2 separate regions of the Homo sapiens genome follow, and region 2 is linked to region 1. Evidence: read pairs that join two places in POLR2A ChIA-PET (ENCODE). Cell type or tissue: Caco-2. All regions are shown on one strand. Links, peaks and the distances in the headings refer to the core of each region. The heading gives the core; the rest is flanking DNA.

Region 1 (16,147 bases), core at 6,530-11,529:
TTAAACTTTCTGGTTCAGAATTTGAGTTCTTAACTGGATCAAACTTTGAGAATTATTGGAAACCCACCATAAACAGTTACTCTTGCCTGAGGCAGTAACTTTTTTTTCTGTAAAAGCTCACCTGTATTATTAAAACCCAAAATATTCCTCATCCTTTATGGCTTGGCCTTTGTTAACCTTATTCGTCTATCACTTCAGCACTTTACCCATATTTATCACTGGAGGCTTAAATTTGTTGATATTTTTTCACACTTTTTGTCCTTTCCAGTTCCTTCATATCTTTACACCTTGTGTCCCTGAAAATGTGGGAATATGGCCAGACCTCATCGTGGGGACTGCTAAGTCAGTTTCACAGATGACAACAATGTGGAGAGTTACAGAATCAACTGATTTATCAGGTTTTCTGTTTTCATATCTTTTCCTGAGAGTACAATTAAGGCATTTATATTAAAATCAGTTCCTGAAATCCCCTGATAGTAACAAGCAAAAACAATAATAAAATAGCACTTACTCAGAGCCTAAAGTAAACCATGCAACAAGCCCAAATGAAAGAAGCATAACTTTTTTTTTTCATTCTGGGTTTTAGCTTCTAAGGTGATCCAGGCAGATTTAGTTATTGGCAGTGGATACAGGTTATTTGCTTAACTAAATGAATTAGGGGCAGGGTGTGGGGAAGAAGGAGGAGAAAGGAGGGTGATAAAAGAACACTGAACAAGTTAGGACGGAACTTTTACAGTGCAGATATGCAGGCTGATGAGCATTTCTGAAAGTAGCTTAACATATTTTCAGATTCCACATCAAGTACTGATTGCATTAAGCAAGATGAATAATTTATCTCCTTCATCACTAGAGCAAAAACTGATAGTGTAAAATTTATTATATTTTTTTTTTTTTTTGAGACAGGGTCTTGCTGTGTCACCCAGGCTGAAGTGCAGTGGCCCCCATCACAGCTCACCTCCTGGGCTCAAGCGATCCTCCTGTGTCAGCCTTCTGAGTAGCTGGGACTACTGGCGCATGCCACCATGCCTGAGTAATTTTCGTATTTTTGGTAGAGATGGGGTTTTGCCATGTGTCCCAGTCTGGTCTCAAACTCCTGGGCTCAAGCAAACTGTCTTCCCCTGTCTCCCACAGTGCTGGGATTACAGGCATGAGTCACTGCACCCAGACTGTTCATTAGATTTAACAAGTATGCATGAGCCCAGGCCTGCACCAGGCAGTAAGGACTATTGACCTACTGAAACCCAGGCCTGTAGATCAGAGATTTAAAAGTTGTTTCAATTTTACTGGAGATTCTAATTCAGGGAGGGGATTGAGTGATGACATGGAGAGGCCATGTCATTGGAAGAAGAATTTATGAGTTGTATTTGCCAAGGGATGAGGGCACATCATGCATGCAGGGCCACATGGGGAAGCACCAGGTTAGGTCAGGAAGGAGAAGTGGTGAGAAGAAAGCCCAGGCCACAGCGTTTATTGCGGTTGCCTTGGGAAAAACAAGGCGGGGCAGGAGAAACAGTGTAGGATTGGCTATTTCAAATAATTTGGGCAGGCTCTGGGCTATAGGAGTGGTCTGTAGTTGTCTGGTACCTGGCCCTGGGTGATTTCGGGCAGAGGAAATACTGGCTGGTGTGTAAGAGTGAGATAAGGAAGTGTTTGGGAGTATGGACTCAAATGATTGGTTAGAGGGTTTGTAATATGATTTTTGTGCATCTGGGAAACCTGGATTGCAGAGGAAATAGAAATAATCATGGCCATTAATTTGGCCTTGTGACTAATGAATACCAAACAGACAAATACAGAATCTAAGAAAACACAAAACAAAAGTCCACATGATCAGAGCGTCTCAGTGAAGATGAATCATCTTACATAAACACACAGCTTAGAAACTGGCCCATGCACCAGGCAGCACGTGGAAAAACAATTAGCCACATGGCTATTCCATGTCTTCATTCTAACAATGTGTAGTGAAGCATTTGGTCTTGCCCAGAGGGTGATCTGGCCTTTGCCCTCAGCTTCTGGGATTAACCTCAGTCATAACTTATAAGAGTATCTTGGTTTAGGGGATGAGATAACCACACTGGATCCTGGGGTACATACTGGCCATGCCAGAAAGACCCAGCAGTGTGATTTAGGGTGAGAATTTGGGTCATGTAGTGTCAGCTGACTTTCAGAATGAGATCAGCCATGTGGGCAATCAATAAACCCATCAGGCCTACAGAATGAAGCTCCAATAAAAACTCTGGACACTGAAATTTGCTTGTACCTCTTTGGTTGACAGTACTCAAGGTGTATCCTCACACACAGATGCCAGGAAGGTAATGTGTTCTAACTCCACAGGAGAGGACAATGGAAGCTTCATGTTTGATAAGCCTCCCAGACTGCCCTGTGTGTCTCTTTCTTTGGCTAATTCTAATCTGTATCTTTTCTCTATAATAAATCAAAACCATGAGTATAATAGCTTTCAATAAATTCAGCGGGTCCTCCTAGTGAATTATCCAATCTGAGAGTAGTTTGGGGGAATCCCCCAAAGTTGAGGTCAGTGTCCAAAATGAAAGCAGGGTTAGGAATTGTGACCTCAGCCTTTGCAGTTTGGCTGACTCTGGGCTTTATTTTTTAAAAATAAAACCAAAAAGAAAGATATTAGGTAAAAAATGGAGGGTTCTCCTCCCTTCCCTGGCTTTCTCCAGAGGATTTCTCTGTTAACTGTTTCCTTCTGGTTTATCTTTCCAGACATTTTCTGTATAAATATAAACATGTATGCACAGTCTCTTTTTAAATCATAAATGAGATTGTGCTCCATAGCTTTCCCTGAAACTTCCTTTTATCACTTCCATGTCATGAGTATTTTTTGTGTCAGCACATCTGGACCTATTCCTGAGCTTTTTGATGGCTGAGTGATATTTGTTTGTAAGGCTGAACTCTCCTAAGACAGGAACCAAGTCTAAGGGATCTTGAGAGATCACGTGACTTCATGTGCATAGAGCTCCTAGAAGAATGCTGGCACAGAATAAGCAGGCACCACGTGTTTGTTCTCATTTATTTGTTTATGTAGCCAGCCCTCTCTTGTGTACATTGAGATTTCTAATTTTCCCATTATTCCCAAAAGGCTGCAGTGAATATGCTTGAGCTTCTACATATACTTTCACATTTAGGATAAATTCCTGGGAATGGAATTGCTGGATCAAAGGGTATGCATTGCTGGGTGGTGTCAAATTGCTGTCTGAAACGGTTGTACCATGGCCGGGCACAGTGGCTTATGCCTGTAATCCCAGCACTTTGGGAGGCCAATACAGGCAGATCACTCGGGGTCAGGAGTTAGAGATCAGCCTGGCCAACATGGCAAAATCCCATCTCTACTAAAAATACAGAAATTAGTTGGGCATGGTTGTGCGCACCTGTAGTCCCAACTACTTGCGAAGCTGAGGCAGGAGAATTGCTTGAACCTGGGAGGCAGAGGTTGCAATGAGCCAAGATCATGCCACTGCACTCCAGCCTGGGAGCCAGAGGGAGATTCTGTCTTAAAAAAATAAATACATACATACATAAATACATAAATACATAAATCAAAACAAAATAAAATAAAATAAAATAAAATGGTTGTACCAGTTAACGTTCCCACCTCACCCCATGGTGTGCTCGATTCCCAGACCCCCAACTACTGAGCATTATCAACCTTTTTAGTCTTTACCAATCCAATCGATTTTTAACATTTCAATCTCCTTGTGGTTTAGTTTGCATTTCTTTACTGGTGAAGTTGGCTATCTGTTTTATATATTTGTTCATTTACTTTATTGAACTTTTTTTTTCAGGCTGCTTGTTCGTGTACTTTAATATTCTATTTGGTTTACACAGATTTCCCCATTCCATTGGAAACTGATATCTTGAGCGAGATTCAGGCAACATGAAAAGGTACCGGGATGCTTTCCCAGCCATCATTTCCATGCCATCGTGACTTCCACTATGTTTTAAATTTCCTTAAGGAAACAAAGCAAAGCAAAATGAAAAACAGTGAAGACTGGAAAGAGGGATTAATTTTCTCTGGTTGGTTGAGGAGCTTTTATTTGTTTGTTTCCTCCTCTCATCTAAATAGATATCCTTTATTTTACCTTTATTTTAGGAGTCTCTCCATTGCTCCAGTGTGGAAACCAACCCACCAGGAACTGAGTTATTTTATTCTTTAATTTAAATCAATCTGACAAATAAATATCCTTTAATTTCTCAACCCAGCATAGATGATGGTATGTAACAGACTGGTAAACCACTTTTGTGTTTTGGTAAATTTTTTGCACTTTTATAAGGCTGAATTTCCTTACCAAAAGTAGTTTGTTTGACTTACATGTTGTTTTAAAGATATATCTATTTTTTTATTTTTAGGGTTTTTTTTTTTCAGAGATGGGGTCTTGCTGTGTTGCCTAGTTGGGGTCTTGCTGTGTTGGCTAGTCTCCAGCTCCTGTGCTCAAGCAATCTTCCCACCTCAGTCTCCTGAGTAGCTGGGACTATAGGTGTGTGCCACTGTGCCCAGCTAAAGATGTATTCTTGATTTTCAAGTGCATTTCACATTTTGCAAAGAATATTTGCATAAACTCCTCAAGAATTTGGTTTCTTCAAAAAGGAAATGGCCGGGCACGGTGGCTTATGCCTGTAATTCCAGCATTTTGGGAGGCCAAGGCGGGCGGATCAGGAGGTCAGGAGTTTGAGACTAGCCTGACCAACATGGTGAAACCCTGTCTCTACTAAAAATACAAAAAAAAAATTGCCAGGCATGGTGGTTTGCACCTGTCGTCCCAGCTGCTAGGGAGGCTGAGGTGGGAGGATCACTTGAGCCCGGGAGCAGAGGCTGCAGTGAGCCAAGATCATGCCACTGCACTCCAGCCTAGGTAACAGAGCAAGACCGTCTCAAAAAAATAAACAAAAAACAAAAATGGAGAGAACCCAAGATGTGGTCCTGCCTTTCTTCGAACCTCCTTTTCTTCTAATATTGACCTCCTAATTGGGGGTCCTTGTTTGTCAACTGTACAGCCTCCTTCTTTCCTCCTCTCATTTCTCAGAACTTGTGACAGTTGGTATATGGTTCATACATACTGGTTTATTTCACAGTTTTACATATTCAGATCCATCTTTTCTCCCCTGTGAAGTTATAAAGCTCTTATAGATTAGGTGCTGTATTAGTTATACAGTGCTGCATAACAAGTCACCCCAGATTTACATCTTCAAACAACAATAACATTTATGACCTAGCAGTTTTTGCAAGCCAGAAGTCGGTGGAAGCAGCTCATCTGTGCACAGCAATCCAAGGGCCGGGCTGGAGCTGCAGACAGTACTCCCGAGGTAGCTCACTCTCGTGACCGCAAAACTGGAGCTACTCAGTTTCTCACCATGTGGACTGTTTGGTGGAGCTACTTCCCAGAGCCACTCAGGAGCCCTCATAACATGGCATCTGGCTTTCTCCAGAGTGAGTGACTCAAGCAAGAGCAAGGCAAAAGCCATAGGTCTTTTATGGCCCAGGCTCAGGAGTCAAACACTGTCATTTCCAAAATATCCTATTGGGTACCTACATCAGTTCTCCACAGGGTCATGAATACCAGGAAGCAGGAATCATTTGGGGCCATCTTAGAGGCTGGTTACCACAGGGACCCTGTCTTTTATTCCTTCTGTATGTTATGCCATATAGATCAGATTCTGGCATAGGCATAATCAACCCGAACTATGCAGAAATATCATAATGAATCAAGAAGCAAATTCTGCCGGGCGCGGTGGCTCATGCTTGTAATCCCAGCACTTTGGGAGGCCGAGGTAGGCGGATCACCAGAGGTCGGGGGTTCAAGACCAGCCTGACCAACATGGAGAAACCCCATCTCTATTAAAAATACAAAAAGTTAGCTGGGGATGATGGCACATGCCTGTAATCCCAGCTACTCAGGAGGCTGAGTCAGGAGAATCACTTGAACCCGAGAGGTGGATGTTGCGGTGAGCAGAGATCGCGTGATTGCATTCCAGCCTGGGCAACAAGAGCAAAACTCAATCTCAAAAAAAAAAAAAAAAAAAAGGAAGCAAATTCTTTTTATAACTCATGACTGTGAGTAAAAGGACCAGTCTTGGGTCAAGTTGCCTGGGAGACATCTCCAAGGCAGACACTAGCATGCAAGAAGTTTATTGCGGAAAAGAACCCTTTGGATCACCACCGCTTGTTGGGGAGCGAAGGAACTAGTATTGGGATCAGGGAATTGTGGAGCAGCAAAGGCCTCAGCCAATCCCAAGGAAAGCTCTGGCGCTAGGATGGCCCATCACAGTATTTACACCATGAAAACTGGCAGTGCTACAAATCAGAGTTGTTGTTATTTTTAGACACAGGGTCTCGCTCTGTCACACGGCTAGAGTGCAGTGGCACTATCATATTAATAGATCACTGCAGCCTGAAACTCCTGGGCTCAAGCAATCCTCCCACCTCAGCCTCCTGAGTAGCTGAGACTACAAGTACAGGCCACTGTGCCTGACTAACCTACTTTTTCTAGAGATGGCTGTCTCACTATGTTAACCAGGCTGGTCTCAAACTTCTGGCCTCATGCCATCCTCGTACTTCGACCTCCCAAGGCACTGGGACTATGGGCATGAGCTGCTGCACGCAGTCAAATTAGGATTTTTGAAATCCCTGATTTAAACCTTAAGTTGGTTATTAATAATTTACCAGTGCACTAGTGATCTTTTGAATCCCTTTTCCTGAGATCCTGAATGTAGTATCTTGTCATGTTAAAATTTCTGAGAAGTCCCACAATAAGGAAATTTGTTTAACTTTGTGAAATAAACATTTCCCAAACATAGGACGTTGGTATAAATTTTGGTGCACAGACCCAAGTGTCTAAGAAGCTATTTAATTTCTGATTTTGACTCCCTTTTCTTCCAGATTGATGAGGGAAAAAAACCACCACCACCACCTGGTTCTCACTTGTTGATCCACTCAGGCACTGCTCAGACGCCCAGAATCCCTGTTCACAGGATCTGCCAGGTCTGAGGACTGAGCTCAGTTTCTGGGAGATGCTCGAGGGAAAGGGATCCTCATCCTCTGGGTGGGGGTGCATGCTTCCCTCCCTGTGATTCAGCCTCTCCTATTTCCCACTGCCTCTCAGGCCTGTTTCACCCGTTCTGCCTGACTCCTGAAAGCATTTGCGTTTGCAAGCCCAGTCTAGGTGCACTTCCTGACCACTTTGTCTCTGCCACCTCCCTGGTGCTCTGCTTGCAGGCTGGGCCTGGGGCTCTCCTGAGCCACAAACCCTGGCTTCCTCCCTCTCCCCTCTTCCTTCCCCGCCCCCTACTTCTCTTCCAGACTCCTGTTTCCCTACCGCATTCCTCCTCCCCTTCCCTTTTCTCCTTTTCTTCCTGTCTCCCTTCCCCTTTTCTTCTCTCCTCAAAAACCCTTTCCAGGCTGGAGTAAGTCTCTCTCCCTTCATCCAGCCTTTGCTTGAGAGTCAGCTGAATTCTCCCAAGGACTTTGGCTTTGTTTCCGTCCGATCAGCAGCCTCCAGAAGGTAATGAGCACTGTGCCCCGCCTGCTTCAATGGGGGAGGAACGGTATGGAATTGGGAGGGACGAGAAAAAGTTCCTATCTAAAACCCCCTTTCCCTCCACCACACTGATTTGACTTTGGAACAGTTTTGTGGAGCACAGTTCAGGGAAACTCTGCAAGTGCTTCCCATGGTCTCTTGCAAAACCAGCGGGTGCCAAGGAGGTGCCAGAGTGACCTCTGGGCTCACAATCTGTGACAGACAGTAAGACAGTCTGGAAATACTTTCATCTCAGCCCTTCAAGGGATTAGGTACTAAAGGGGAGGGAGGGTAGAGCCTGGGAATCCCAGCTGACCTGGAGTCACTGAGTCCCGGGGGGCCGAGGGCCGATGGGAGAGGAGTTGCTGTTCTTGGCGGCTGTTTGAAAACTTTCATACAAGATCGCATCATTCTTCATCCCGTTCACTTGTGTTTCCACAGGTACTGCTTTCTGAGGGTCTGGGTGGCTCCTTGGAAAAGGGGTCTGGGTGGCTCCTTGGAAAAGGAGTCTGGTCCCCACTGTGATAGTATTAAATACAAGTCTCTGAAAACGTCTTAAAATCCCTCCCAAAATTAATGCATTGATTTAGAAGTGAGACCAAAATGTGAAGACTTCACCAGTCTAAAATAAATTCAAAACAAGTTAAATGAGCATGACCGAATAGCCAGCCATTTCTAAATTGTTCATTTCACATAGTGTAGCCTTTACAGTGGTGGCAACTATGATAACAGATCCTATGACTTAGATAAGATCAACAAATTACCAAGTGCTAATTGTTTCTGCTGGGTGTAGGTGAGGAGATAAATAGCTTGTAAATTAAACAGCAGTGCCTAAGGGTGCCATTCCTGTACTCACACGGGCTGCTCCGTGCTCTCCAGCAAATAATTTCCTCTTATCTCATAATTAAACATTTTTACCTTTAAAAACCACAATCATTAGTGAATATGTTATCCTCCTAGTGCCAAATTTAAAAGAGGAGAAAGGAGATAAGAAGCAGTAATCTAATAAACTGAATGACAATGTCATTTCATCCTTTTGCAAATCATCGAAATATAGGCTTTCTGTCTTGGGTGGTTATTGGGCCATCTATGCAGCTTTTCCATAAGCAGCTCCTGCGCCAGTGCTGAAGTGTGGCAGTCGTCAAATCCAGAGCCTGTGTGGCCTGGAGCCTGTCAGTAAGTGCTCATGTGCCGCAGCTGTTCTCTGTTGTTTAGGATCTTGCCTCAGATTCGCTTATAAATGGCATTTATAACATCAAACTTATTCAGTGCCCGTTAAGATGTTTTAGCTTTATCATGAATGTCAACCGCTCCTTTTCCAGCTTCCCATCTCAAGGGAAGACCATGAGAGCTGAATATCACTACCACATTATTTTACTCCAAGTGCAGACATACAGTGCAGTGCAGTGCAAAGAGCTGTTTTCTTTCCTTCCCTTTGTTTTCAAAGTTCAGTCTCTGAACGTCTGGTTAGAAGAGTGTTATCTGGATAATGTTTTTCACTCTGCGCTAGTTATGGTATGTCCTTGTGTTAGAAATTCTAAAGACAAAAATGTGTCCATTCCTTCTTTGTTCATCCATCCATCCTTTCATCCATGCATTTATTTCATCGTTTATTCTTCTCATGTTTATGAAGTTCTTTTGGTTCAAACCCTGTGCAGGGCGCTAGATGAAAGGCAAATGTGCGTGGGGCACATTTCTTTCTGCTGAGCTCAGAGGGAGAGGCCAAAATTGTAAATACTGATTACAGTAGAAAGCACTGTGGAGAGGCCCCACCCAGCTTGGGCCAGGCAGGAAGATTCCAATGAGGCAATGATAAAACCAAGAGGAGCAGCAGAGAACAGCGGCTTGCAGCCCCCTGGCTGAGCTAGCTTCAGAGGCAGATAAATAAGTGCCTGCCAAGTCTCGGGTATCAAGTACAGGCTTGGCCAGGGGTAGCCTGCAAAGATGAAGCCTTTGACCTGGGCTATCTCATTTTATTCTCCTGGTAACCTGTGATATAGGCTCTTCCCTAGCTACTCTGCAGTGGGGAATAAGAGAAACAGGGGAAGAAGTCCTGGCTGCCCCTGCCTATTGTGACTTTGAGAAGGAATTACCCTCCCAGGGCTTCAATTCCCTGATATGTTACATGGGGATCATAACAGTTTCTACCTCTCAGGTTTGTTGTGAAGATTACATGAATTTACACATGTGAAGCATTTAGAATAATGCATGAATTCAATAAATAGTAACTATCATTACTCATCTTACTAATTAGGCTTAGTGAGCATAATTAAGTGACCCGAATTATCCAGCTGAAAAGAGGCAGAGCTAGGGGTCAAACCCCTTCCTAACCTACAGTATTGTGTGCAGCATACCACGGGACCACACAGGATGACCACTTAATTAAGACTGATGCAACCAGGGAGGGCTTCCTGCAGGAGGTAGCATCTGAGCTGAGTTTGGAAGAAGGGCCTAGAGTTTGCCAGGGAAAGAAGTGGGAAAAGCATTTTAAGGAGACTAGCAGAACGTGTAAAGGCCTGGAGGCATGAGCAGGCCTGGTATATAGCAGGACCGTGGTATGGCCAGGGGGTGGAGGAGTTTAGATTGGACCCTGAAGGCAAAGCAGATTCTTTGTTTTGTTTTTGGTGCTAGTAATTAGTGTGTTTATTTGAAGAGTGGGAAAAAGTAAAAGAGAAACTTAAAAATACAGGTAATTTGTATTTACAATTTATTTACTGTTTTTCTTTAAATGACTTGTTCTTTTTATTTAAATTTATTTACTGATTTTCATTTTTATTTTTTAATAAATAGAGATGGGGTCTTGCTTTGTTGCCCAGGCTGATCTCCAACTCCTAGACTCAAGTGATCCTCCTGCTTCAGCCTCCCAAAGTGTTGAAATTACAGGTGCGAGCCACCACTCCTGGCGTAAATTTACTTTTGAACTATATCACAACCATAAAATGGAAAACTATAGTGCCAGATATGTTTTGGAATTCAGATTTTTTTCTGATTTAGAAAGGAGATATAGAGCATACGCCCTGCAGTAGTTAACACCCCCAGAAGCCAAAGAATCAATAAATATTTCTCAGAGAAATGTATGACTATTTACACCAAGTAGGACAGAAGCTATATATAGCTTGCCTCAAGGAGCTTTGGCCCCAACATTACAAAAAAAGCTTTCATTTTTCAGAGATTTGTAGATTTTAGAATGTGGATGAGTAGTCTCACTTGCTGGAACTAGAAGGTAACAGAAAATATATTTGTTGCATACAAAGCTTTGTTCTTAGAGTCCAGCTCAGCCTCCCAGCTGTGGCTACAGAGGTGCATCCTTGTTGAAAGGAGATTCACTGGCATCAGGGAGGTGTTCAAAGCTTCCACTAGCAATGTTAACAATGAGGAAACTGGGTGTTGGGTATTTAGGAACTGTATGTAATGTTCTTGCAATTTTTCTGTAAATCTTCAACTATTCTGAAATTTAAAGTTTATTTAAAAAAAATAAGCTGACTCACACCAAACCAGACTTTCTCCATAACAGAATCACTGATATGGTTAGGCTTTGTGTCCCCACCCAAATCTTATCTTGAATTGTAATCCCAGGTGTTGAGGGAGGGACCTGGTGGGAAGTGATTGGATCATGGGGGCGGTTTCCTCCATGCTGTTCTCGTGATAGTGAGGGACTTCTCATGATATCTGTTGGTTTTATAAATGGCAGTCCCCCTGGGCTTTTTCTGTCTCTCCTGTCACCTTGTGAAGAAGATGCCTGCTTCTCCTTCCTCCATGATTGTAAGTTTCCTGAGGCCTCCCCAGCCATGTGAAACTGTAAGTCAATTAAACCTCTTTTCTTTATCAACTACGCAGTCTTGGGTAGTATCTTTATAGTAGTGTGAAATTGAACTAATACAATCACTTTCTCATTCAGTGACTCCATTCTTAATGCCCCCACCTCATCCCCACAAAATGATTCCATGGGCATCCCCTGACCCCAAGGTAGGCTCCCAGGCTTTGGGAAACCCTGGCTGGGCTGGGCTGGACTAGGCTATGTTGTCTCTGGACATTAAGCCGAAGGATAGGGCTTTTTCTGTGGCAATGAGATTTCATTAAAGGTGTTTAAGTGGGTTGGGGTTGCCGTTGAGAGTACCGTTTGTGGATGGGGGTGAGAAGTTTGGCCAGAGAGGAAAGATACCGGGGAGCAAGAGGGAAAGGCTAGTGATCAGGCTGGCAGGCTGATGGCCAGGAAGGCACAGATGTGGGTGAACGGGAGGGTTCAGAGAGGCAGGAATGCAGACCCCCTGGAGGTGTGTGCAGGAGAGCGTGTTAGGGGCTGGCTGGGGCAGGATGCTGGCTTTGTGAGGGGCCAAGGGCATCTCACAAAAATGTTCTGCAATGTTCTAGGTCATTCCCTGAAAAGTAAAAAATATATTTTAAAAAATTTTTTTGAAAGAAAAGAAAATGTCCTGCAAGGGCCTGGAGGGGCAGGTTGCCCAGAGCAGCGTCAGAGACTCAGGCTTGATGCCATCCTTTCACAGATAGTAAGAGGCTCCTAGAGCTGTTGGACGTCTCCAGGAGACAGAAAAGGAACATTGCCCTTCCCCAGCCCCTCACAGCTTCACCCCCCTGCCCCTCACAGCTTCACCCCCCTGCCCCAGCCACAGGGTAAACAACAACAAGGTTGGGACAAAGGAGGGGTTAGAAGAGAAGACAAACCGGCCCTCATTCTACTCATTCTGGGTGGAACAGGAAGCTCGGCTCCTGGTTGTTAAGCTTGAAGGTTGCTGATTGGAATCTGTGGGGATGGATGGAGATCCTCCCTTACAGGACCCGATGCCCAGGGCTGACTAAACAGGGAGCTGTTCTACCAAAGGCGTAGGAACCACTACAGAAAAAAGTGAAAGATACACAGGGTAGACGTCCTCCAGAAAGCAAGGAAACTTGAGCATCCAGCACGCAGAGGACACCCACTCTGCCCGTGTGCCTATTTTTGCCTCCAAATCCTCACCTGGGCATCAGTACCTCACCTGAGCCGCCAACAGCCAGGATCCTGTGCCAAGCCAGTGCCATTCTGGGATTTAACTCAGCAGCTACAAGCCAGAAAGAAACTGGGGACTCCAGGGCCAGTTCCTGAGCCTGCACGCCAGCCGGAGGGAGAGCGCCCAGCAGACGCCGCGGGTTGCGCCCCGGGCGCGTCCCTCCGCTGCCCTTCGTGGGCGCGAGTGGCAGCCGGCTGCGGGCCTGGCGGGGAGCCGGTCAGCCTGACATCCCCAGCAGATGTCAGTCTGGGAACAGGAAGCAGCGTGTTTGGGGTTTCTAAAAATAAATAAATAAATAACCACAACCACAAGAACAGTCTTTTATTGCAAAGTAAAAAAATGCTTTAATGACTAGAGCGTTTAGCACATTGGGGGTGTTCATTGTTTTCAATTATGTGCCATTCTGAAAGGAGAGCACAAATTCTGAGCCTGAATGGAGAATTGTGGGGCTTCGGATTTGTGCTGTTTTAAACATTTGCTTTACTACTTTAAGAAGAGAACTGTAAAATAGAAATAATGATATATTATTACAAGTAAATTACACTGTGGAGTAGCATTAATATTGCAGTTGAAACCTAGAATTTGAAATAAAGATGGAAATATTCATTTGTACATAGTTTTTGTTCTTAGAAAAATGATTTAGCATAAGTCAAGAAGCTTCCTTCTGCGCGTGCACATCCGGCGGGGGCTGAGGCTCCCTGGCCGGGGCACCCCAGGGCCGCTCTGCCAGGATCCCAGTGGTGAGCCCTGGGGTCCCCGCAGGGACCGGGAACCTGGAGTTCTCAGCACCAGGGCTGGCACAGGCTGGGTTCCTCCATGTGTCCCCCAGCAAGGACTTGAAGCCAGGCCACTGTGACGCCCCCTCCTCTCTCTTACTTCCTGGCAATCTAGAAATGGAGAAAGGAGCAGAGGAGACCGAACAATGGCAGGGATTATAAGGGGACTGATGTGGGAGGAAGCAGCTCTTTCAAGAAGATCAGTCTAGATTAGTATGGGAATTGGACGTTTAGGGTTTCTCTCTCTCTCTGGTCATTTTTTTTCAGATTACAAAAGTAATATACATTTCCGGCAAAAAGAAAATTAATGTATTACAGAAACATGTGATTTAGAAAGTGGTAGTCCCTGCAATCTAGTCTAGGGTGGTGGTAAGGGCATTAGGTGCTTGTGGACAGAGGCTGCATAAGGAGATGGTGACAACAGGTGACAGAAGAGCTTTATTCTGCAATCCTCCCTTCTCTCTTTATTTTTTTCTTTGTGTGCCTCTATCTGAAAAATATCACCCTTCTCAAAGGCAGGCCCTATTTTGTCAGGCCTAATCCCCTAGCCAGGCTTCTTCTTCCTCTTCTGGGAAGAAGGTGGTGAGAAAGGCCACAGAAAAATTTAGGGTCCATAGCTTCCTTCTATTTATCCATTCAAGTGTTGTTGTTTTTTTAAACCAGTATAATACAGCTGAGCTCCACCTACTGCATTTTGTGAACCAAACATCAAAGCTTGTCATGGTCAGTACTAAGCGATCTTTGGAAATGCATTTTTTAGGGGCACCCTGTCATTCTAGACAAGGCCCTACGCTGCTCACGCGGGGCCCAACCCATTTCCTAACCTGGCCCTGCCCACTTCACCAAACACCCCCAGTCCAGCCACCCTCCTGACACCTGAACTACCCACTACTTTTGCCTCTGAGGGCCCTCATTGCAGGTTAGGCTCCTCTTCCATCACCTGTGCAGGCCACCAAGCTCATGATCCTAGACTCTGCCCGACAGCCCAGCCTCTATGAAGTCTTCTGGGGCAACTCCTCACTCCTTAACACCCAATGCTTATCTTTTGTTAGTAAAGAGTAACTTGACTCGGATTTGTACCCCTTGCCCATTGTAAGGAATAACAATAAATAGTTAATGAATGAATAAATTGGTGATTTGGGAGGTGGTACAAGGAAAGGAATATGAGGGAAGTACTATTTATTTAGCACATTTGAACAACCCTGCTGAGTAGGCATGATCTCTCTCACTTCACAATTGAGGAAACTGAGGGTCAGAGAGGATTAATAACTTATCCAAAGTCACATAGCCAGGAAGGGGCAGAGCAAGGTTTAGAATCCAGGTCTGCTTTGACTCCCTATGGTTCGAATGTTTGTCTACTAAATTCATGTTGAAATGTGATTGCTAATGATGGGAACTAATGACTGATGCAGTTATAAAAGGGCCAGTTTGTCCCCTTTTGCCTTTTGCCCTTCTGCTGTCCACCATGTGATGCTGCAGCAAGAAGGTGCTCACTGGCTGGTGCCTCGAAGTTGGACTTCCCAGCCCCCAGAACTGTGAGCCAATAAGGTTCTGCTCATTACCAATCACTCAGTCTCAGGTATTCTGTTATAGCACAAACAGACTAAGACGTTGCCTTTTCACCTCTCAACATGGAGTGAGCACTGGCTCAGAGAATCCCCAACACATACACTGGGCACCACCAAGAGACCATCTGTGGGTTCCCTGGAATCCCTAGGGCAGCCCAACACATACCAAGGGTCTTTCCCATAAATATTTGATTAAATTCCTAAAACTCCTAATATCCACTCCCACCTTCCACCTCAGCAACCTTTTATTTGGAAAACTTTAAACTTAGAAAAATTGAAAGAGCAGGACAATAAACGTGAGTATATCCTTCACATTTCCAAACATATATACACACTTGTATACGTATTTATACATTAGAGGCTTTTTGTTTTGGTTTTGCTTTCCTGAACTATTAGAAAACGACTTGCAGAGATTGTACACTTGGCACATAAATATTTCAGCATGTTTCTCTTAGAAGAAAGGGATTCTCTTCCACAATCATAATACCATTATCACACCCAACACATTTAACATATACTTAATAGTTCAATATGTAGTCTATATTCAAATTGGTTCAAAAATGTCTTTTATAGCTCTTTTTGTTTTTTGATCCTGAATCTTTTTTTTTTTTTTCTTTTTGAGACGGAGTTTTGCTCTTGTCATCCAGGCTGGAGTGCAATGGCACAATCTTGGCTCAGTGCAACCTCTGCCTCCCTGGTTCAAGCAATTCTCCTGCTTCAGTCTCCCAAATAGCTGGGATTACAGGCACCCACCACCACACCCAGCTAATTTTTTTTTATTTTTTAGTAGAGATGGGGTTTCACCATGTTGGCTAGGCTGGTCTTGAACTCCTGACCTCAGGTGATCCACCCACCTCAGCCTCCCAAAGTGCTAGGATTACAGGTGTGAGCCACCACGCCCGTCTGATCCTGAATCTTTTTTAAGGATCACAAATCTCACTGATTTGTCATGTCTCTTTAGTCTTCTGTAACTTACAGCAATTATTTTATCTTTTTCATGATATTGACACTTTTTAAGAATTCAAACTGGTTCTCTCATAGAGTGTCCCACATTCTGGATTTGTCTGTTTGTTTCTTCCTTCCTTTTCCCCCAAGAATACTATATCTGTATCATGCATTGTGGTGTATCAGGAGGCACATAATGTCACTTTGTTCCATTACTGATGATGTGGTTACACTTCATTACTTGGTGTGGGTGCCCTCTAAGATGGCCCCCATTGGTCCTTACCTCCTGGTGTCCACATCCTTGGGTTCCCCCTCCC
Region 2 (14,859 bases), core at 9,860-14,859, 81 kb after region 1:
CTAGAAAAAAGGCAGTTTACAAGTGTTAAAGAAAATATTTCTATAACACAGCTGCATTGAACAGGGCTAGGCTGCAGCCTTTTGGAATTAAGGATGTGACCTGGGGTTGCTGACTGCATGTTGAGTTGTTCTGATTTGTAGTTTTAGAATTAGACCAACTTTTGGGAATAGTGAGGAGGTGGGGGTGAAAACCACATCCCTGTTACTATTTTTTATACCATTGAATATCAGTGTGGTAGCTCCCTCAGGACCAAAGCTGGATTACCCAATAGAGAGGGTAAACATGTGTTTAAGGCACCAGCAGCACCTCCTCCCATCATCATCTGCTCCCACCTTAATCAAGGCCATATGGGCTCTCTTCTCTACCAAGACCCCCTTTCTCAACTGGAAAGCGCAATCCAGGCAAAACTGTGGGTACCCTTTGTTTCCAGAGGATAATCTGTATCTCTGAAGACTTGAGGACAGACATCTAGTTCATACATCTCAGTTCTTTCCAAGAATTATTGCAGTTACTCACACATACCCACTCTACTAGATACTGGGTCAGACACTTCAGAAACAAAACATTTATGGTGAGTTTGTGGAAGGGAGATATTCTGGGGAAAATGTGAGAAGGCGACCTTCCTAAGATCCCTTGATTCATAATACAAAAGCAAGCTATGTTCACACCTGTCAGAATGACTCTTATTCAAAAAGATGAAAGATAACAAGTGTTGGCAAGGATGTGGAGAAAAGGGAACCCTTGTATACTATTGGTGGGAATATAAATTAGTACAGTCATAGTGGAAAACAGTATGGAGGTTCTACAAAAAATTAAAAATAGAACTACCATGTGATCCAGCAATTCCACTTCTGGGTATCTATTCAATGGAAATGAAATCAGTGTGTCAAAGAGATACCTGCACTTCCATGTTCATTGCAACATTGTTAACAACAGCCAAGACTGGAATCAACCTAAGTTCAACCTAAGTGTCCATCAGTGGATGAATGGATAAAGAAAATGTGTGTGTGAGAGATATATATGTCACATTTCGTTGTGTGTGTATATAAATATACACACATACTGGAATACTATTTTGCCTTAAAAAAGAAGAAAAGTCATTTGTGAAAACATGGATAAACCTGGAGGATATTATGTTAAATAAAATAAGCTAAGCACAGAACAAATACTGCATGATTTCACTTATATGTGCAATCTTAAAAAGTCTAACTTAAAAAGTCTAGAAACAGAATAGAATGGTGGTTACCAGAAGCTTGGTAGTGGGGTGGGAGTGGGGGTTGATTGGGAAGATGTTGGTTAAAGAATACAAAATTTCAGTTCAACAGGAGGAATAAGTTCAAGAGATCTATTGTGCAACATGGTGACTAGTTAATAACAACGTATTCTATACTTAAAATTGCCAAGAGAGTAGATGTTAAGTGTTCTTATTACACACACACACATCAAAATAAGTGTGTGTGGTAATGCACATGTTAATTAGCTGGATTTAGCCATTCCACAATGTATACAGATTTCAAAACATCGTGTTTTGTACAGCATAAATGCATACAACTTTTGTCAATTATAAAAAAAAGAACCATACCATCTGTGAACTAGGCCTGCTTTTTGCCTCAAGTTTTATTTATTTATTTATTTTTCCTTGCCTAAATTTAATGTAAAGCTTTTGCTGTCTTAAATGTTTTCATTAAGAGGAGTGGGGGGAAAGAGAAGGCACAAGGCTTTTTTAATCTTTTAATGTTTCTGGTTCTTTCTCTTTTTTTTTTGAGACGGAGTCTTGCTCTGTCACCCAGGCTACAGTGCAGTGGCGTGATCTCGGCTCATGCAACCTCCGCCTCCCAGGTTCAAGCGATTCTCCTGCCTCAGCCTCCCAAGTAGCTGGGATTACAGGTGCCTGCCACCGTGCCTGGCTAATTTTTGTATTTTTAGTAGAGATAGGATTTCACCATCTTGGCCTGGCTGGTCTTGAACTCCTGACCTCATGATCCACCCGCCTCGGCCTCCCAAAGTGTTGGGATTACAGGCGTGAGCCGCCGGTTCTTTCTCTTTTTTTTGGCAGAAAATTATGAAACTTTATTGCAAGACATTATGAAAATCTAAATAATACATACCCTATCTTCATGGCTAGAAATACACAATATAATAAAGATGTGAATTCTTTCAAAATTGATCTATAGATCTAGTAACAATGCTAATGAAAATTCTACATTTTTCATGGAGCCTGACAACTGGCTCTAAAATGTACATGTAAGAGCAAATTTCAAAACAACAACAACAACAACAACAACAACAACAACCACCACCACCCAAGACATTCTTGAATAAAAAGAATAACAGCTGGGTTCAGTGGCTTATGCCTGTAATCCTAGCACTTTGGGAGGCAGAAGTGGGAGGATCACTTGAGCCTAGGAAGTCAAGGCTGCAGTGAGCTGTGATCATGTCACTGCACTCCAGCTTGGACAACAGAAAAAGACTCTGTCTGAAAATAAATTTAAAAAACAGATAAGAAGGGAGGACCTTCTCCACAAGGTATCAAGCCTCACTATAATAAAATACTTAGGAGTAATTTTTTTTTTATTTCTAACTTTTAAGTTCAGGGGTCTATATGCAGGTTTGTTACATAGGTAAACGTGTGTCATGGTGGTTTGCTGCACAGATCATCCCATCACCCAGGTATTAAGCCCAGCATCCATTAGCTATTGTTCCTGATGCTCTCCCTCCTCCCACCCCTTTCTGGTTCTTTCTAATAACTTTCAGTCCTGACATCTGTTCTGAAATTGTCAGGACCTTAAAAGTTCTAAAATGGAGGCAAAGAGAATGGGAAACAGGAAAGAGAAATCCTGGCCTCCCTGAGCAGGACTTAAGAGTCCAGGCTCCTGTTTCCTGTTCAGAGACAGCCGAAGCTGTAGGGAAAGACTCGATGGCAGGGATGCTCACAGAGGATGCTGGGAACCCCTATTCTCTACTGTACCAAAGCCTTTACAACAGTCTGTTTTGGGGTTTTGGAGCTGAATTATGTTAAAATATTTTTTTTTTTTTTACTGTGGTTATTACTATCTTTGGAATTTATTTCCTTGGAGGTCAATGGCAGCCTGAATTTGGCAGCTTTCAGGGCAGTGTGTTTTTGAATTTGTTTTTGTTTCTTTTTTATCTCCTAAAGCTTGGGGCTGTGAGGACTCAGGGGTATTGCCTCACTAGGAAGGAGAGCACTGTCCATATGTGATGAGATTGCTGTGCTGCAGGTTTTGAAGACTCATGTGAGCTGCCTGGGAACAAGCAGGATTCAGAACTGAGCTCCATATTAAAATCAAACCAACACCAAATCGAAAAACAAAAACAACATCCAAAGGCAGAAAACAAATGAGAGTGGTTCACACCTCTGAATATCAAGACATTATTAAAACACAAATGAAAATCTGGAAAAAAATTGGAAATCTATTGAGAGAAAACGTTTAACATCATTAATGTGCACTTTCTAATCAAAAGAAAATGATGAATGTCTCAATAGAAAATTGGATAAAGGGTATAAACAAGAAACTCATAGAATAATACGAATGGCACTAACCATGTAAAAATGCTCACTCTCACCAGTAATCAAAGAAATGAAACTTTAAAAAGCACCATAGTTTTGATGATCCAATTGGCAAAGATTAAAAATAAAAATGAAAACTAAGTGTGTGGAGAAATGAGTACTTTTATAAATTGTTTGCGAGTGTATAAACTGGTAAATTTACACACTTATAATAAATACAAAAATTAGCCAGGTGTGGTGGCATGTACCTGTAGTCCCAGCTACCTGGGGGGGTGATGTGGGGGGATCAATTGAGCCTGGGAGGTTGAGGCTGCAGTGAGCCATGATTACACCACTGCACTCCAGCCTGGGCAACAGAGCAAGACCCCATCTCAAAAAAAAACAACAAACAAAATAAAAATAAATAAATAAATAAGAGCCTGATGAGGTGGTGGGCACCTGTAGTCCCAGCTATGCAGGAGCGTGAAATGGGAGGATGGCTTGAACTCAGAAGTTTTGAAGCTGCTATGTTTGCACCTGTGAATAGCCACTGCACTCCAGCCTGAGCAACATAGCAAGACCTCGGTTCTAAAAGTGAATGAATGAATGAGTAAATACATAAATAAATAAAATTAGGACCTCAAGCCCCATAAGACCAGTCTACATGTCAGAAAAACATCAAACACAAATTGAGGGACATTCCACAAAATACGTTACCAGTAAGTACAATAGCACCTCCTTATCAACAGTTCTACTTTCTGTGGTTTTAGTTACCTTCAGCAAATTGTGGCAAAAAATATTGAATGGAAAATTCCAGAAATAAAAAAATTACACTTTTAAATTGTGTGCTGTTCTCAGTAGCTTGATGAAATCTCAGGCCATCCCACACCATCTCACCCAGATGTGAATCATCCTTTTGTTCAGCAGATCCACACTGTCAATCCTACCCACCTGTTAGTCACTCAGTAGCCCTTTCATGGATTCTGTCACAGTACCACAGTGCTTGTGTTCAAGTCACTCTTTTTTTTTTTTTTTTTTTAGATGGAATCTTGCTCTGTTGCCAGGCTGGAGTACAGTGGCGAGATCTCTGCTCACTGCAACCTCTGATTGCCTGGTTCAAGGGATTCTCCTGCCTCAGCTTCCCGAGTAGCTGGAATTACAGGCACGGGCCACCACGCCCAGCTAATTTTTTTTTTTTTTTTTTGTATTTTTAGTAGAGATGGGGTTTCACCATGTTGGCCAGGATGGTCTCGATCTCCTGATCTCGTGATCCACCCGCCTTGGCCTCCCAAAGTGCTGGGATTACAGGCGTGAGCCACTGCGCCTGGCCTTCAAGTCACTCTTATTGACCTCATAATGGTCCCAAAGCACCAAGAGTAGTGATGCTGGCAATTCAGATATGCCAAGGAGAAGCCATAAAGTGCCTTCTTTAAATGAAAAGGTGAACCTTCTCAACTCAACAGAAAAAGAAAAAAAATCATATGCTGGGGTTGCTGAGATCTAAGACAAGAACAAACCTTCTATCTGTGAACTTATGATGAAGGAAAAAGAAATTCCTGCTAGTTTTGCCATCACACCTCAGATTGCAAAATTTATGGACACTGTGCGTGATACATGCTAGTTAAGATGCAAAAGGCATTAAGTTTGTGGGTGGAAGACATGAACAAAAACGTGTTCCGATTGATGGCAATTGGGTTCAGTACTAGCTGAGGTTTCAGGCACCTACTGGGGGTCTTGGAATGGCCCTCACAGATAAGGGTGGCTACTGTACTCCTTAAAAGAGTTAAAGTCATAAGAAACAAGGAAAGACTGAGAAAGAGTCACAGGCTAGAGAACACTAAGACATGCCGACTAAACACATGAATGTGGTATCCTGAATTAGATCCTATAATAGAAAAAGGATGTTACTGGAAAAACTAATGAAATCCAAATGAAGTCTGGAGTTTAGTAATAATGCACTCTGTTGGTTTCTTAGTTTTGACAAATATACCATGGTAAGGTAAGATACTAACATTGTAGGGTGACTAACCATTCCAGTTTGTGTGGAAGAGGGGTTTCTTGGGATGTGGGACTCTCAGTGCTAAAACCAGGACAGTCTGTGCAAACTGGAATGATTGGCTCTAATCTAACAATTGGATTAGAGGTATATGGGAATTCTATATTATCTTTGTAACTGTTTTTGTAAATCTAAAAGCATTCCAAAATAAAAAGTTTATTAAAAATAATAAGACAAATTAAAAACAAGTTAGGAATAGCTGACTAATAATGAGATAATAGGCCTAAAGAAGTTAAATATCACTTTAGTCAAATAATTTATTAAAGTCCTACTAGGTGCAAAGTTTTTTGATGGTTCCTGCTTTCAAGTGTACAAAACAGATATATATATGTGTGTGTGTGTGTTTATATATACCATTTTTCTTTCTATAATCTTGCTGTTATATTTGCAGAAATATATGTGTTTGTGAGGAACTCTGTGGGTTTATTCATTTGGCCTTTTTATGCATTTACTTTTAGCATACATTAAACACACTTTTAAAAGTGTGCATTTCTTTTCTTTCTTTCTTTTTTTTTTGAGACAGAGTGTCGCTCTGTCATCCAGGCTGGAGTGCAGTGGTGTCATCTTGGCTCACTGCAATCTCCGCCTCCTGGGTTTAAGCGATTCTTCTGCCTCAGCCTCCCAAGTAGCTGGGATTACAGGCATGCACCACCACACCTGACTAATTTTTGTATTTTTAGTAGAGACAGGGTTTCATCATGTTGGCCAGGCTGGTCTGGAACTCCTGACCTCAGGTGATCCGCCCACCTTGGCCTCCCAAAGTGCTGGGATTACAGGTGTCAGCCACTGCGCCCGGCCTAGGCCTAACATGTGCATTTCTTGCCATTCCACTGTTTATCCATGGATTTCTTTCTTTCAAAATATTCATTTCTAAGCCTTTTTTCATATACTTCCATCTCCTCTTCAAAAAAGTTTCCACAATTAAATTAGTCTATGTTAAACCCCCCAGGTATAGGAGCCTGAACCATCCCCTGTGCTATTCTCACAGAGTTTCACTTTCCGTATTTACTAGTTTTTTTTTTTTTTTTTTTTAAATGAAGCTTCTGGCTAGGCGTGGTGGCTCACACCTGTAATCCCAGCACTTTGGGAGGCCAAGGTGGCTGGATTACCTGAGGTCAGGAGTTCTAGACCAGCCTGGCCAACGTGGCAAAACCCCATCTCTACTAAAAATACAAAAATTAGCCGGGCGTGGTAGCGGGTGCCTGTAATCCCAGCTACTCTGGAGGCTGAGGCAGGAGAAACACTTGAACCCTGGAGGCAGAGGTTGCAGTGAGCCAAGATGGCGCCACTTCACTCCAGCCTGGGTGACAAAGTGAGACACTGTCTCAAAAAAAAACAAAACAAACATAAAATGAAGATTCTATTTACTTTTTTCTATTTATAAAATAAGGTATAATTTACATATAGTAAAATTCACCCTATTTAGGTATACAGTTCTGTGAATTTTGACTACTCTGATACATTTTCACTATTGTAATGCGAATAGTTTCTTCTTGATTTTTTTTTTTTTGGTTTGTTTTTTGAGACAAGGTCTTGCTCTGTTGACCAGGCTGGAGTGCAGTGGTTCGATCACGGCTTGCTGCAGTCTTAACCTCCTGGACTCAAGCAATCCTCCTACCTCAGCATCGAGAGTAGCTAGGATCACAGGTGCATGCCACCACGGGTGCAACCACACCCAGCTAATTTTTTATTTTTTGTAGAGACAGCATCTCCCTATGTTGTCCAGGCTGGTCATGAATTCCTAGACTCAAATGATCCACCCATTTCAGCCTCTCAAAGTGCCGAGATTATAAACACGAGCCACCATGCTTAGCCTGCTTCTTGATTCTTAATAGATGTTTAAATTCATCAATAAGGAGAAAAGTGACTTGAAATACTTTATCTTTGACTAGGTCTATGTCAGTTTTAATAAGTAAAACCCTCATTAAATTATTGTTCATTCCCTAAATATCCCTTTTTCTCTTGAGCATGAGATTCAGAAGTATTAAATTCTGTAGAGAAGATGACATTGGTAAATTTTGTAGGAAATCAGCAAATGGAAATATCAGAAAGTTATGATTTAATTTAAAAAGAGTCAGCATGGATTCACATCTTATCTGCCTCAGTGATATGAAATAACTTCTGGGTCTAATAACAAATATCAGCTGAGGGAAGCCATGAACCAATTACTTGTATTTTAGGATAAAATACCATGAAAAGAATACCAGACAAACAACTAATCTAGAAGTTAGATAAGTAGTATAGGGATGAACTACTTAAGTAAACAATGACTTTGATATCAAAGTGTGGAATAGTTTGGAATGGATGGGTTACAACGCTCCAGGGATCAATATTAGGACCAACTTTGTTCATTTTTATATGTCAGTGATTTGGAAGAAGTAACATGCAGTAAGCTTGTTATACAAAACTAGAGGGAGGGTCAGTCAATACAAAGAAGGAATGAAATGACTTGAGTAGACTAGGGACATAAGCAGATAAGTGGCTTATTCAATTCAGTGTGGAGGAAATATGAAGTAGAAAGATTATCTCATGGTAGGCTGGGCTCGGTGGCTTACGTCTGTAATCCTAACACTTTGGGAGGTGGAGGCAGGTGGATTGCTTGAGCTCAGAAGTTCGAGACCAGCCTGAGCAACGATGTGGTGAAACCCCATCTCTACAAAAAATACAAAAATTAGCCGGATATGGTGGCTCATGCTTGTAGTCCCAGCTACTTGGGGGGCTGAAGAAGGAGGATCGCTTGAGATTAGGAGGTGGAGGTTGCAGTGAGCCAAGATGGCACCACTGCACTCTAGCCTGGGAGACACAGTGAGACCTTGTCTCAAAAAAAAGAAAGAAAGAAAGAAAGATTATCTCAGTAATGTGAAATCAGAATATTCAAAATAGAGTAAAAAAGTACAAACTCATGAGTTAGCAAGCATGCCAGAAACAAAATAATTCCAATGCAATGAGTAAGACAGGAATATTGACTATAGAATTTAAAGAAATGCTTTTTTTTTGAGACGGAGTTTCACTCTTGTTGCCCAGGCTGGAATGCAATGGGGTGATCTTGGCTCACTGCAACCTCCACCTCCCAGGTTTGAGCAATTCTCCTGCCTCAGCCTCCCGAGTAGCTGAGATTACAGGCGCACACCACCACACCTGGCTCACTTTTGTATTTTCCGTAGAGACAGGGTTTCACCACGTTGGTAAGGCTGGTCTTGAACCCCTGACATCAGGTGATTCACCCACCTCAGCCTTCCAAAGTGCTGAGATTACAGGCGTGAGCCACCGCGCCTGGCCAAGAAATGCCACAGTTTTAATATACTAGACTAAGAAAATAACTCAGTGAAATATATGTAATTAGAGCAAAAATAAAGTCATTTGCTGTTAAAGGTAACAGAACCTTTAAATTATGGGTGTTGGCCAGGTGCGGTGGCTCACACCTGTAATCCCAGCACTTTGGGAGGCTGAGGTGGGCAGATCACCTGAGGTCGGGAGTTTGAAACCAGCCTAACCAACATGGAGAAACCCTGTCTCTACTAAAAATACAAAATTAGTCGGGTGTGGTGGCGCATGCCTGTAATCCCAGCTACTCGGGAGGCTGAGGCAGGAGAATCGCTTGAACCCGGGAGGCAGAGGTTGTGGTGAGCCAAGATTGTACCATTGCACTCTAGCCTGGGCAACAAGAGTGAAACTCCGTCTCAAAAAAAAAAAAAAAATTATAGGTGTTAATCAGTTCCAGAAATCTCTTAAATTAGGTGACTTCACCATCTATTATTGTTTTATAATTTATGTATACATTGCGCACATTTTATATATCAAATGGTTCATAACAAAAACATTCAAACATATCCTTACGTTTTTAATAGTTGGTTCAGCTGGTGAGTACCAGTTTTTTGGCCCCTTTATAATCAGCAGGTCATATTACTAACAGTTTCTCCATTAAAATAAGAAGTCTGAATGTTTAATCCTAAAAGAATCCAAATTCATGGCTTGTTGAAATCAATGTATTGTTCAACAGATATCTATTAATTATCTTCTATTTGCTCAACACTGAAAAATTGTCTCCTAACTCTTTCATTATACAACATGCCTCTTTTGATAAAACATAAAAGTCTCACATTTTCCTTTAATATTTGAAATTCCAGTAAGTTAAGTGTTATAGCTTTTAAAAACATCCCTATGGGACAAAGAGCTGTTTTGTTTTCAAATGATACCTCTCCTTCCTTGGAAATCACTGCTTAAGAACCATAGAAAGAGTAAGATAATGCTTGTGCACAAAGTGCTTATCATTTAAATCATGGTGACAATACTAAATCATGAATTAAGAGTAATATTAAGGGGTATACTCTAAGGTTAATGGAAAGTTAGAGATGAGGGAATGACCAATAGCTGGAAGCAGTGGCTTTTTAAATTTTTATTTTTGAGACACGGTCTCTGTCACCAAGGCTGGGGTGCAGTGGCACAATCAAAGCTCACTGCAGCCTTGACCTCCCTGGGCTCAGTTGATCCTCCTGCCTTAACCTCCAGAGTAGCTGGGACTACAGGTGCACACCACTATGCCCAGCTAATTTTTGCATTTTTTTGTAGAGATGGGGTTTTGCCACGATGCTAAGGCCGGTCTTGAATTCCAAAGTGTTGAGATTATAGGTGTGAGCCACCACGCCTGGCCAGCAGTGGCTTTATGGAAAGAGGTTAAGACTTGAACTGAAGCATGGGGAGGGGAGAAGGAAAATCCTGGTGGCAGAGGGCCAGTAAACTTTGTGGTTAGAGTGACTACAGGACAGTGAGGAGTTGGGAGAGATGACCTGATATGCATTAGATCATTTGAATCACTCAGGTTTTTTGAGCCAGGTTAAGGAAGATTAATTTGATGGTAGATATAGAACAGAAAGGAGCAGGAAAGTCTGGAGGCCTGTCTAGGGCAGCAGAAGTGGGCCAGGGCAAAGCATGCTTTGATCCCTTCCAGAAGGAGCTGACTGACCCCCCAGTGATTTCTGAATTCGGAAGGCAGTCCTTTGGCAAAGCATCTGATGTATTGTAGGCTTTGTTATTTCTCTTCTCTATTATTTGAATTTGTGTATGTTTACATTTTGCTACTTGCTCTGTGGCCCAGGATGGAGGGCAGTGGTGCAATCATGGCTCACTGCAGCCTTGACCTCCTGAGCTCAAGGAATCCTCCCATCGCAGCCTCCCAAGTAGCTAGGACTGCAGGCATGCACCCCCATGTCTGGCTAATTAAAAAAAAAATTTTGTAGAGTTGAGGTCTCAGTATGTTGCCTAGGCTAGCCTTGAACTCCTGGGCTCAAGTGTTCCTCCTGCCTTTGCCTCCCAAAGTGCTGGGAGGCATGCATCACTGTGCCTGGCCTATATTTTCTTTTTTTTTTTTTTGAGTCTCTCTCTGTCGCCCAGGCTGGAGTGCAGTGACACGATCTCGGCTCACTGTAGGCTCCGCCTCCCAGGTTCATGCCATTCTCCTGCCTCAGCCTCCTGAGTAGCTGGGACTACAGGTGCCCGCCACCATGCCCAGCTAATTTTTTTGTATTTTTAGTAGAGACGGGGTTTCACTGTGTTAGCCAATACGGTCTCCATCTCTTGACCTCGTGATCCATCTGCCTCGGCCTCCCAATCCACCCGCCTTGGCCTCCCAAGGTGCTGGGATTACCGGTGTGAGCCACCGTGCCCAGCCCTATATTTTGTTTCTTAACTGGATATCCACTCCTTGAGGATAGGGACCATGCAGCATCTTGTAGAGCAGGGTTCAATAAATGTGATTTCAATGAACAGGTAGCTGAGAGTGTCTGCAGGAAAACTTGGCAGGCAGCATCTGGTAAGTGGCTGCCTATGGGAGAGGGAAGGGAGGAGATGTGTCAAAGGTAATTTCCCGTATGGGCTTCTGAGAGAATGATGGCCTCACTGTCACAGACAGAAGCATCAGAGGGGAGGAGGAGCTGGTTGTGTAGAGAAAGTTATGAGTTTAGTTTTGAACATTCTGAGTTTGAGGTGAAAGTGAGACATTCAAGAGGAATTCACAGTGCTTAAACATATAGAACATGGCCGGGTGCAGCGGCTCACACCTGTAATCCCAGCACTTTGGGAGGCCGAGGCGGGTGGATCATTTGCAGTCAGGAGTTTGAGACCAGCCTAGGCAACATGACGAAACCCCGTCTCTACTAAAAATGCAAAAAAAATTAGCTGGGCATGGTGGCGTGCACCTGTGGTCCCAGCTACTCCGGAGGCTGAGGCAGGAGAATCGCTTGAACCCAGGAGGTGGAGGTTGCAGTGAGCTGAGATCATGCCAGTGCACTCCACCCTGGGCGACAAGAGTGAAATTTTGTCTTTAAAAAAAAAAAAAAGGATATAGAACAAGAACTCAGGTGACAGGAGATAGAGATTTGGGAGTGAGTTTGGAGATGAGGGCTGACATTGCAGAATGCTGTGTTTCCAGCTTCTGAAGAAAAGCTCGGGGAACCAAAAACAAAAGAAACCCTAAAGCAGCACTGTCTGATAGCCACTAGCCACATGTGGCCATTCACATTTAACTTTAATTAAAATAAAAAAACCTTCAGTTCTTCAGTCATACTAGCCACATTTCCAAGTTCCTAATGGTCACATGTGGTTAGTGGCTATGGTAATAGGCAGTGCACACAAAGAATATTTCCATCACCACAGGTAGCTTTTTATGGGACTGCACTGTAAAGATACAGAGAAATATATATTTGAGAGAAAACCAGAAAGCTGATAATGTTCAAGGGAGGGGAGAGTGTTAAGAAGGAAATATTTACAGTGTCAAATGCTGAAATTGGGTGTAGAATTATATTAGGAAGGCAGTAGGAAGACAGCAAGTTACTGAGACTTTGGACAAGGAAAGGGAGGAAAGAAAAAAGATAGTAGCTAGGGACAACCACAGTCACATGGAGGATTTTTAAAGATAGGAAGGAATGTTTATCTTCAAACATAGCTATGTTTGAAGACAAATGGACAAAGGCCTGTGAAGATGGTAAGAGTCCCCAAACCCAAGCCTGCCCTTGCTTCTCTCTGTGGCTCTAAACTCAATTTGACAACAGTCTGTTGGCTATCCATCTCATGGAAGTCCTGCTAGCACCTCCAGCTCAGCACATCTAAGAACAAACTCATAATGGCCCACCACTTACTCATGCCCTTTTAAGATCCTTTACTTCAGTTCATCTTTCCAGTTACTAAAAGCTGGGAAACTTAGTATATTTGAATCATTCTCTTTTGCCTCCAGCCCTTTGATCAGTTACCTGGGCATACTTACTGCAGTACTTCTCCTATCAGTTACTTTTTTTTTTTTCTAGTTTAAAATAATGCTCATAGTATTTCAGGCAAGGAGAACAATATAGAGAATACAATAATAATACACTCAGCCTAGCTTAAGTTAAATTTGCAAATGTAAACAAAGCCCATGGGAAACTCATTCAAATGCCATTCTCCTCTTCATACCAAGGGTAATCACCGTTTTAAATTTAGCACACCATTCCTTTGCAATTACAGTGTTACTACATATGTATATATCCATATATAGTATAGAATATAATTTGGTACATTTAAAAACTTTATATAAATACAGTAGTAGCATAACATTTATTCTTCTATAACCAGGCTTTTTTCACACAGTATTGAGATTTATCCATGATGGTCATCTCTTTTAATTAATTATGGATTGTTCTGTTTATATATTAATGCATATATTATACATATATACTTATGTGTGTATAGATTATACATATATATGTGTGTGTATAATTGCATTTTTTATTCCAGCTGTTTGGTTGGAATGGAGTGATGACATGGTGCAGCACTCAGCCATTTTAGGGGGAACTCGAAAAATTCTGTTCCTTAAAGCAGGTAAAAGCTGCCTTCAATATTTTCTACAGTTCTATCCAACCTTCTCCTAACCACATCATTTTTTTTTTCCCCTTTCTCTTACCTTCTCTAACTAGGCTTTGGGTATCATTGACTCTTTTGAGATTAGTTGTTGTTTATGTCTGGTTTATATGACCAAAGAAAATAAACAAATTCTATTATCTAATTGAATCATAAAGTATGAATACACTCCATGCTGAAGGTTGTTGCTCCTCATTTAAGGACATCACACTTTAATGGCTTGAGGTTATTTATTACTATTTTTGAGAAAGGAAGAGATGAAATATGAGGGGGTTAAGTGTATTTAATGTAAACTAAAATGTTTCTGAAGTGTGATAGTGATTATGTAGTAGAACAACTTAAGATCCTTGAAATCCAGTGTGAACAGGTTAAAGAGCTCTAGGATGGTTAAAAGTAAGGTCACAATAATAGAAACAAAGGTTATGTTCTTGAGACATTAATTTAGGTTGAATGATATAGAATTGTCACCTTTTAAGATAAAAAACAGTTGAATACTGGCAATTTCATATGGTCCACTTGATAGACGTTCAGGAGGGAAGAAATGCAGAAGTAGGGAGTGTGAAGGAAAGGGCATAGGTCTTCAGGTGTGGTACCGTCAACCAGGGCCATCACTTTTTAATACTGAATGGCTAGGCTCTTGCAGATGTAGATCAAACCGTATTTAGTTGTCTCTTCTGTTTGTAGGGAAGAAACGGGTTGCAAAATATTCCATGCCAACAGGTGTATAGAAGCCTTCAGGGATTTTTCACCGTCATCACATTTCCAAAGGATTTAAGAAAACTTACAAAAACACATGACATTTTAAAAAGTGAGGAAATCGAGGATATGGGAAAAGAAAGTGACATCCAGATCTCCTAATATGATGTAAACAATGGCCAGCACAGTACTTCCTCAAATCGTTTTGGAAGAAAAAGTATAAATAATATCCAGCACTGTGATTCTCTCCCTGCTAAGCAACTGCAATTTTGGGTTACTATGTAAATGTAGCAGTAGGTGCCATTGAGAGGCAGCTTTCTAATAAGAAAATAAGTATTTTAATTAAATTGTATTTCGGCCGGGCTCATGCCTGTAATCCCAGCACTTTAGGAGGCAGAGGCGGGCGGATCACAAGGTCGGCAGTTCAAGACCAGCCTGGCCAACATGGTGAAACCCTGTCTTTACTAAAAATACAAAACTTAGCCAGGCATGCTGGCGGGCGCTACGTGATCCCAGCTACTGGGGAGGCTGAGGCAGGAGAATCACTTGAAGCCGGGAGGCGGAGGTTGCAGTGAGCCGAGACCATGCCATTGAAAAAAAAAATTTGTATTTCAAGATTTGACTACAATACTGAAATAGGTAGGAAAAGGTGTTCTTTCAAGAGACTATCTTCATTTCCAGCCATTTTAAAAAGCTATTCCATGACAATAA

The links. Peaks named below come from ENCODE experiments on the same cell type or tissue, not always from the same donor. Only the 100,000 strongest peaks of a DNase experiment are listed, where the experiment ranks them.
Region 2: POLR2A ChIA-PET joins it to region 1 with 10 read pairs; 17 of 35 experiments call an interaction of 5 or more read pairs at or near these places.

The regions. Positions count from the first base shown.
Region 1 is chr2:174,045,053-174,061,199 of GRCh38, reverse strand. It overlaps LOC105373746 (a long non-coding RNA gene), which reads left to right. Exons shown (of 3, transcript XR_923589.3): 3 at 269-450. Among named protein-coding and RNA genes, the nearest start is that of LINC01960, 28 kb to the right of the region's middle. RefSeq lists an enhancer at 8,511-9,710 and a silencer at 11,468-11,671. In Caco-2, for the core only: no CTCF peak of the experiment used is centred there; DNase peaks (open chromatin) are centred at 7,172, 7,709, 8,680 and 9,299; H3K4me3 peaks cover 1,789 bases.
Region 2 is chr2:173,968,223-173,983,081 of GRCh38, reverse strand. No RefSeq gene overlaps it. Among named protein-coding and RNA genes, the nearest start is that of SP3, 10 kb to the right of the region's middle. In Caco-2, for the core only: no CTCF peak of the experiment used is centred there; no DNase peak of the experiment used is centred there.